2 separate regions of the Homo sapiens genome follow, and region 1 is linked to region 2. Evidence: chromatin loops called from intact Hi-C (ENCODE). Cell type or tissue: HepG2. All regions are shown on one strand. Region 1 has its middle 28 kb from the start of PROM1. Region 2 overlaps TAPT1 (transmembrane anterior posterior transformation 1).

Region 1 (4,000 bases), 53 kb after region 2:
AAAATAATCAATGGGCTGGGTGCAGTGGCTCATGCCTGTACTCCCAGCACTTTGGCAGGCCAAGGTGGGAAGATCACTTGAGGTCAGGAGTTCAAGACCAGCTTGGGCAACATAATAAACCCCCCCATCTTTACAAAATTTTAAAAAATTTGCTGGATGTGGTGGTGCATTCCTGTAGTCCCAGTTACTTGAGAGGCTGAGGAGGGAAGACCACTTGAGCCCAAGGGCTTGAGGCTGCAGTGAGCTATGATTATACCACTGCACACTGGCCTAGGTGACAGTGCAGGACCCTGTTTCTTAAAATAATAATAATAATAATCAGTGCTTGATCAATAATGATCCAGTGCTAGACCAAGGGAGACAGACTTATTCTCATTCTGCCATTTCCTTACCTCTAGAACCTCACCTTTCTCATCTGGCAAATGGGACGATGCCTCCATCATTGTGTGGTTCATGAGGGTTAGATGAAATACTACACAGTATATGACACAGAGTCAGTCAGTATTTCTTAAATGAAAGAACGGGCAAATGAATGAGAGGGAGGAAATCATTTGTTCTGCCCTGGATGTGAAATCTGTCCTGTTTCCTCCCAGCCTCACTGTCTCTATCAGCTGTGCAGTAACTGGAACTGGACCATTCTGAATGAAGAATCTGTGGTTGAGGGGAGAGTGTGAGTCTACACACACTATGTGATAAAGGTAGACATGAACATCAAATGTAGAAACCCCCATAGAATCCATTGTCTTCCACTCAATGGAAGTGAGCTCAGGCTCAGTTGAACCCAGAGGAGGAGGGAGAGCATGCTGGGCAGGTTTAAATCCTATACCTGTTCCTTTCCTCCCTCCCTCCCTCCCTCCCCTCCCTTCTTCCCTCCCTCCCCTCCCTTCTTCCCTCCCTCCCCTCCCTTCTTCCCTCCCTCCCCTCCCCTCCCTCCTCCCCTCCCTCCTCCCCTCTCCTCCACCCTCCCCTCCACCCTCCCCTCCCCTCCCTCCCTCCCTCCCTCCCTCCCTTCCTTCCTTCCTTCCTTCTTCCCCATTTTCCTGCTTGAAAGATGGGGAGGGAAGAAAGAGGAAATGTGCATACTCTGGGAAGAGGGTCAGTTTTGAGTCAGAGACCTGGGATTTAATCACTTGTTCCCCACTGACTGACACGGTGACAGTAGAAAAGACACCAGCCATCATGGGGCAGACACTCAATAAATACTTGTTGGAAATAATACATGTTAGTTGCTGGGCAAAGCTCTGTGTGTATTAACTCATTTGATCCTCACAGTGTTATGCTGTATTAGGTGCTAGCCATAATATACAGATGATGGCACGGAAATACAGAGAAGTCAGATAACTCATCAAGGGGACATAGACCGTAAATCACAGCCAATATACCTCCAGAACACACGCTTTTAACTCCTCTGATATAAAACACTCCATGCACACAACTTCCTGGAATCTCCTTTTTCTCATGTGCAGGTGGCTGGTAGGATGGGGCGATGCTTGAGCCTAAGTCATTTCCAGTGCTAGGATTGGGGCTAAGGAGAGAGAAAAGTTCCCCCAAATCTCTGAATACCTCAAAGGCTCATGTCTGACATAGGAAAACGAGGAATACCTCAAAGGCTCATGTCTGACACAGGAAAATGAGGAAGAGGCAGAGATTGCATACCCAGGGTGGACAGTGGGGAAAGCAGATGGGAGCAGAGACTCCAGAGAGTGACATGGAGGTGCAGCTTCTAAGAGGCCCCCAATCTACTGAGCACCAGCTCTGTCCTTTCCATAAAATCCTTACAATGACCATGTAAAATAGGTGCTGTTATTCCCACTTTGTCAATGATGAAATTGGAATTCTGAATGATGAAAAAACATGTCCAAGATCGCACAAGATACTGCGGACATAGGCTTCAACTTACGTCTGTTTGGCCCCAAAGTCCATGTTCTTCCTCCTATGCATACTCCACATTTTTGTCTAGAGCTGACCCTGAGTATAACATACTTGTCATGTCACGAAAACATCTAGGACATGCTGTTGCAGAGCAATGCCTTCTACAGTGCACAGTTACAGTCGTGTGCCACATAACAATATTTTAGTCAACAATGGACCACATATACACACCTTGGTCATCCCATAAGATTATAATACCATATTTTTACCGTACCTTTTCTATGTTTAGATACACAAATACTTACCCATGTGTTACAGTGGCCTACAGTATTCAGTACGGTGACATGCGGTCCAAGTTCGTAGTCTAGGAACAATAGCCTGTACCATATACATAGGTGTGTAGTAAGCTAGACCATCTACGTTTGAGTAAGTGCACTCTGTGATGTTTGCACAACAAAATAGCCTTCAATGCATTTCTCAGAACATATCCCCATCATTTAGCAACACATGACTGTACTTAAAATGTCTTTGAAACACCACCATCAAAGTCATTGCCAACATGGGCTGCTCTGAGTGGCATCTAGAAAGCTGGAGCAGAATGGAAGCTGACTCAAGAAGGAAGGTGGCTGGGAAGCTTAATATAAGCTCCTATAAACCTCTTAATGCTTTCAAGACATTAACACTGAGTGACACCCTGGGGTTTCCTGGCTTTAATTTAAGACTCAGGATGGATTGGCTAACGAAGCTGCTGAGCAGCATGACAGTGTCTATTAGCAAGGAATTTAATGGTCCTTTCATAAATTAAAATATTAAGCTCCCTACAAATCACAAACTTACTCCAATATAGTGCTGACCCTGGGGAAAAAAAATGAATCACAGACCACTGGACCATGAGAAGAATCTCAGAGATTCTGCCCTTGGATGAGGAAGCTGAGGCCTGGAAGTATTAGGTAGTTCCCCAAGTCTGTGTATCTCTGGTCAAGGGCCGAGTCAGGCCTAGAATCTCCAGCCCCTGACCCCAGTTAGCACCCAGCATTGGCCCATGGGTCAGGAACAAAAGAGATTTCCACTTCGATTAAAATCTGGACATGGGCAGATAGTTCTGAGCACTTTTTGAAATGATTTGTTTGGTTTATTTGTTTCCAGATTTTTTTATCCATCTCCCAAACTAGACAGTAAACTTTTCCCTCCACTATCTTGGTCTTGCTGTGTCCTGAACACTTGGCTTGATGCCTACACACATAGAAGGTGTTCAATAATATTTGTAGAAGAAAGGGAAGGAGGAAAGAGGGGCAGAAATATCTGTTAGCACCTACAATATACTTCACACTACAGTCACATTTCATTTTCTTTGTGTGTTAATGTATGTCTCACTTTTATTTCCCTCCTTTCCTTTCCCTTCCTTTCTTCCTTCCTCCCTCCCTCCCTCCCTCCTTCCTCCTTCCTCCTCCTTCCTCCTCCTTCCTCCTTCCTCCTCCTTCCTCCTTCCCCCTCCTTCCTCCTTCCCCCTCCTTCCTCCTTCCCCCTCCTTCCTCCTTCCTCCTCCTTCCTCCTTCCTCCTCCTTCCTCCTTCCTCCTTCTTCCTCCTTCCTCCTTCCTCCTCCTTCCTTCCTTCCTTCCTTGACAGAGTCTGGCTCTGTCACCCAGGCTGGAGTGCAGTGGTACAATCATGGCTCACTGCAGCCTTGACCTCCTGGGCTCAGGTGATCCTCTCACATCAGGCTTTTGAGTAACTGGGACTTGAGGAGTGCATCACTATGCCCAGCTAATTTTTGTATTTTTGGTAGAGTCAGGGTTTTGGCATGTTGCCCAGGCTGGTTTTGAACTCCTGAACTCAAGCAACCCGCCTTCTTCAGCCTCCCAAAGTGCTAGGATTACAGGCGTGAGCCATCAAGCCCAGCCTATACCTCACTTCTTTCTAAAATACAGCTATAGTCCCCATTTCCGATGAGGAAACTTAGGTGCAGAGAGGTAAAGTGATGGGTTTAAAGTGACTACTCAACTAACATGTAGCAGAGCCAGATTTGAATCCAGGTTTAGATGCTTATCCCATATTCTTTTCACTACACAACCTGCTTACTGAGAATAGGCACTCACCCATTCAATGCATATTTATTGTGCTCCAACT
Region 2 (4,000 bases):
GCACTCCAGCCTGGGTGACAGAGTGAGACTCTGTCTCAAAAAAAAAAAAAAAAAAAAAGAGAACTAAGGAATTCCGAAGTTTTTCTTTGTGACAAGGAGGCCTCAGAAAACTCAAGATTTGTGTAAGTTCCTCTAAATCCCTAATCTGTCACCGTCCCATGCCCCCCCACCTTCTCCTTAGCCATGGTAGTAGATGGCATTCACAGGGATTTAGATGAATTCCAACGGATGTGGTTTGTTTTGTTTCTGTTTTTAGGTTGATATCCCTGAAAGTACTTAATAGCATCGTGCTGTTGGGGAAATCGTGCCAGTATGTGAAGGAAGCCAAAATGGAAGAGAAGCTGTCGAATCCTCCCGCAACCTGCACTCCAGGCAAGCCGTCCAGTAAATCACAGAACAAATGTAAACCCTCTCAAGGTAGGTTTGGTCCCTTTCTTCACTTCCCTGGATCATTTTCAAAGAGTTAAATCACAGTTTGATCAATGTTAAGCAACGCTTTAAAGATTGGTTTCCCTTTGCATAGATTTTTGGGTCTTTTAATGGTTGTGTTTTAGATTTCATCCCATATATACCTGGCCCAGTGTTCTGAGTTTTTCCATTTACTCATTCGCTGTTCAACATTGAGCATCTGCGACACATCAGCTCCAGTGGATACAGCAGTGGGGTGGAAAGGCAATTCTCTGCTCCCATGGAGCTTGTTCTAGATTGTCGGGAAGAGGGGTAGAGAGAAATAAATATGCACTATGTCAAGTGACGGGGAACTGCAGAGAAAACAAAAGCAGGACGGGGAAAGGGAAGTACAACAGGGAGTTGGGCCCTCCCCCAAGTGTGAGGAGATGGCACTGCACAGAGTCCTGGAGCCCGAGACAGCACATCCAGCCTTCCAGGAGCAGCTCCCAGGCAGAGGCCCGGCAGGCCCAGCAAAGGCACCAAGGCAGGAAGATGCTTGGCGCATCAAAGGACATTAAAAGCCAGATGGCTGCAGTGGCCCATCCCAGGGAAAAGGACTGGAGAGGGGGTCTTGGGGACCATGGAGAGCTGCAGGCTGTTATGAGAACCTTCCAGGTGGAAGGGGGCTGTTGCGGGGCTTTGAGCGGAGCAGTGGCATGGTGCAGCTGACATTTTAAAAGGATCATTCTCAAGCTTTGTGGAAAATAAACTCCAGAGGGGTGGGCCCAGAGGTAGGGACCAGAGAGGCAGCTATCTGGCCAGGAGCAGGGTAGGTGGTGTGAGCAGGGAGACCTGGCCAGGTTCTGGATAGACCTGGGAGGTTTGCGTGAAGTATTTGCTGGTGAGGAAGTTATGCAGTGTGAGAAGAATAGGTGAGTTCAGGATGATTCCAGGGTTTCTGGGTTGGAAGATTTGGAGGAAGAACTGGGACGTTGACTTAATTTTTGTTGTTAGGTGGCAGTTCCCTGTTCACAGAGGTATTTGTTCATATAACTTTTAGTTTAAATGATGTATTTTTTTTTTTTTTTTTGAGACGGAGTTTTGCTCCGTCGCCCAGGCTGGAGTGCAGTGGCGTGATCTCGGCTCACTGCAAGCTTCGCCTCCCAGGTTCACGGCATTCTCCTGCCTCGGCCTCTCGAGTAGCTGGGACTACAGGCGCCCACCACCACGCCCAGCTAATTTTTTGTATTTTTAGTAGAGACGGGGTTTCACCATGTTAGCCAGGATGGTCTCGATCTCCTGACCTCGTGATCCGCCTGCCTCGGCCTCCCAAAGTGCTGGGATTACAGGCATGAGCCACCATGCCTGGCCTAAATGATGTGTTTTTAAATGTGTGGAATAACTGTGTGCAAGGTCATAGAGGAGATGCTGAAGAGAGAAAAATAAAGGATGTCCTTCAAGGCCTCATGTAACTACAGGGGTCCAAATAGGTGAGCAGAGGGTTTGGAGGGACAGGAGAGGGGGGTTCTTCTAAACTAAAAGCTTGAAGGATGAAACTGGCCCAGGGCAGACTGGTGGAAAGGGCACTCCAGAAGGGCCAGCATGAGTTAGATCATGGAGACCTGGAAAAGCGTCTGGAGAACTAGCAGCTCAATATGGCAAGTGTGGAGTGTGCTTCAGAAAGAGGGAGGAGAGGAGAGTTGGGCTGGACTGGAGTCCTACCTGAAAGTGGGTCTGTGCTCATCATCTGTACTTAACCGGAAGCGAAAATAAAGTAAAATAACAATGTGTATAATCACTGGGAAATTATTTTTTTCATTATAAGAACACTATTAGTAATAAGGATTGCATTTTTTTCAACCAACTAGGTAATTCATAGTGGGGCCTGTACGTGTTCTCTTGTTACGCATATTAGTTAAGAAGTTAGGCTAGGCATAGTGGCACATGCCTTTAATAATCCCAGCACTTTGGGAGGCTAAGGCAGAAGCAGCGCTTGAGCCCAGGAGTTCGAGACCAGCCTGGGCAACCTAGTGAGTCCCATCTCTACAAAAAATATAAAAACAAAAAGTTAGTAAGCGTCACTCTTGCTTTCAAGGAGGATCCAGTCTAATGGGGATAAAAGCTTTAAGCACGTACTGCAGGGCAGGGCCATTGACTCAGGGGTCATGTTATGAGAAGTACATTCAGGATGACGACCTGAGTGTTTGCTCAGAATGTCTTGGAGGTCAGGAGAACACAGACTGGAGAACATGCAGGAGGGTGTTGAAGTCAAGCTAAAGAGAGGGAGGGGGCTGTCTCTCAAAGCTGCATCAGATTCATCACGTTGTAAAAGAGACAAAAGACAGCGGTTCTGGGGGTGAGGGCAGGAGAGAGGGATTACTACAAGAGAGCTGGATGTGTCATTACCTCCATCATGGCAGTAGTGTGACCAGGTGTATGCACATGTCAGAACTCATCAGATTATACATTTTAAATGTGTACAGCTGATGGTGTGTCTTTTTTGCCTCAAAGAAGCTGTTCTTACATGGATTGAATGTATGATTCAGATGAGTCTCTCCAGGCCCCAGCCCAGCTGTCCCCAAAGCCAGGCTCCAGGATCTCTGTGGCCTAAAATGAACATTGGGGGTTTTGTTTATTTGTTTGTTTGTTTTTAACCTCTGGTTTGGACTTCCCAGAGATGATGATGCTAAACCATCTGTAGCTGAAGTGACTACAGATGACAGGTGGAATGTAGTAAAGTCTTCTTGGCCCACTCCCTGATGTTCTGTATTGGAGCAAGTGTTAATGTTTCAGGACTGCCAACAGTCATGTTAGGTCTTGATTATATAGAGAGGAGCCGTAATGTAGGAGTTGTGATCTTTCTGCAGTTGGGTGATGGCATTGTTTGTGTGATACGAGCAATGTAATGTACCCTTCCATAAAGTTGAACAAACAGATGATTAGCCTCTAAGTTTTATTATAAATGATGGCTGCTTATACAACATGCTATTTGGTTATCATTTGCTTTATCGGAAAGCATGGATAATGGGCACTTTTTTCAGCACCACTGTATTGGTAAGTTTGTATTTATTAATAATTGGAGAAAAGTCTTTCTCTAATTTAATGGATCTATTTTATCACAGGCCTTTCCACAGAAGAAAACCTGTCTGCCTCCATCACCAAACAACCTATTCATCAAAAGGAAAATATCATACCATTACTTGTGACAAGCAATTCTGATCAGTTTTTGACAACTCCAGATGGTGACGAGAAGGACATAACGCAGGACAATTCTGAATTAAAACACAGATCCTCAAAGAAAGATTTGTTAGAGATAGACAGGTTCACAATTTGTGGAAACCGAATTGACTGAATCTGTGGCTTCATGCGCTGAAGAAGCTGGGTCCTGGGGCAACAAGTGCTGTGTTGCCAGGACAAATAGATGCTAAACATGGCACTTAAATATTTATTTAAAAACTTAAATTATTATTGGCAAGCAAATCTTAGTATCTTTCTTCCAGTAATATGGCCTGGCTGAGGGTCAGACCACAGGACAGGAGCGACCTCCGGCCTTGACTGTCTGGGAAGCTTGATGGATTATAAAACTTCCTCCTGCCTGGCCAAGCAGCAG

What was found. Peaks named below come from ENCODE experiments on the same cell type or tissue, not always from the same donor. Only the 100,000 strongest peaks of a DNase experiment are listed, where the experiment ranks them.
Region 1: a loop joins it to region 2, with 2.0 times the contacts of the local background. A loop is called at or near these places in 1 of 110 quality-filtered maps.

What each region holds. Positions count from the first base shown.
Region 1 is chr4:16,109,629-16,113,628 of GRCh38, reverse strand. No RefSeq gene overlaps it. Among named protein-coding and RNA genes, the nearest start is that of PROM1, 28 kb to the right of the region's middle. In HepG2, no CTCF peak of the experiment used is centred here; a DNase peak (open chromatin) is centred at 1,928.
Region 2 is chr4:16,163,050-16,167,049 of GRCh38, reverse strand. TAPT1 (transmembrane anterior posterior transformation 1) reads left to right here. Exons shown (of 14, transcript NM_153365.3): 13 at 257-417; 14 at 3,513-4,000. The coding sequence ends at 3,742. Among named protein-coding and RNA genes, the nearest start is that of TAPT1, 61 kb to the left of the region's middle. In HepG2, no CTCF peak of the experiment used is centred here; no DNase peak of the experiment used is centred here.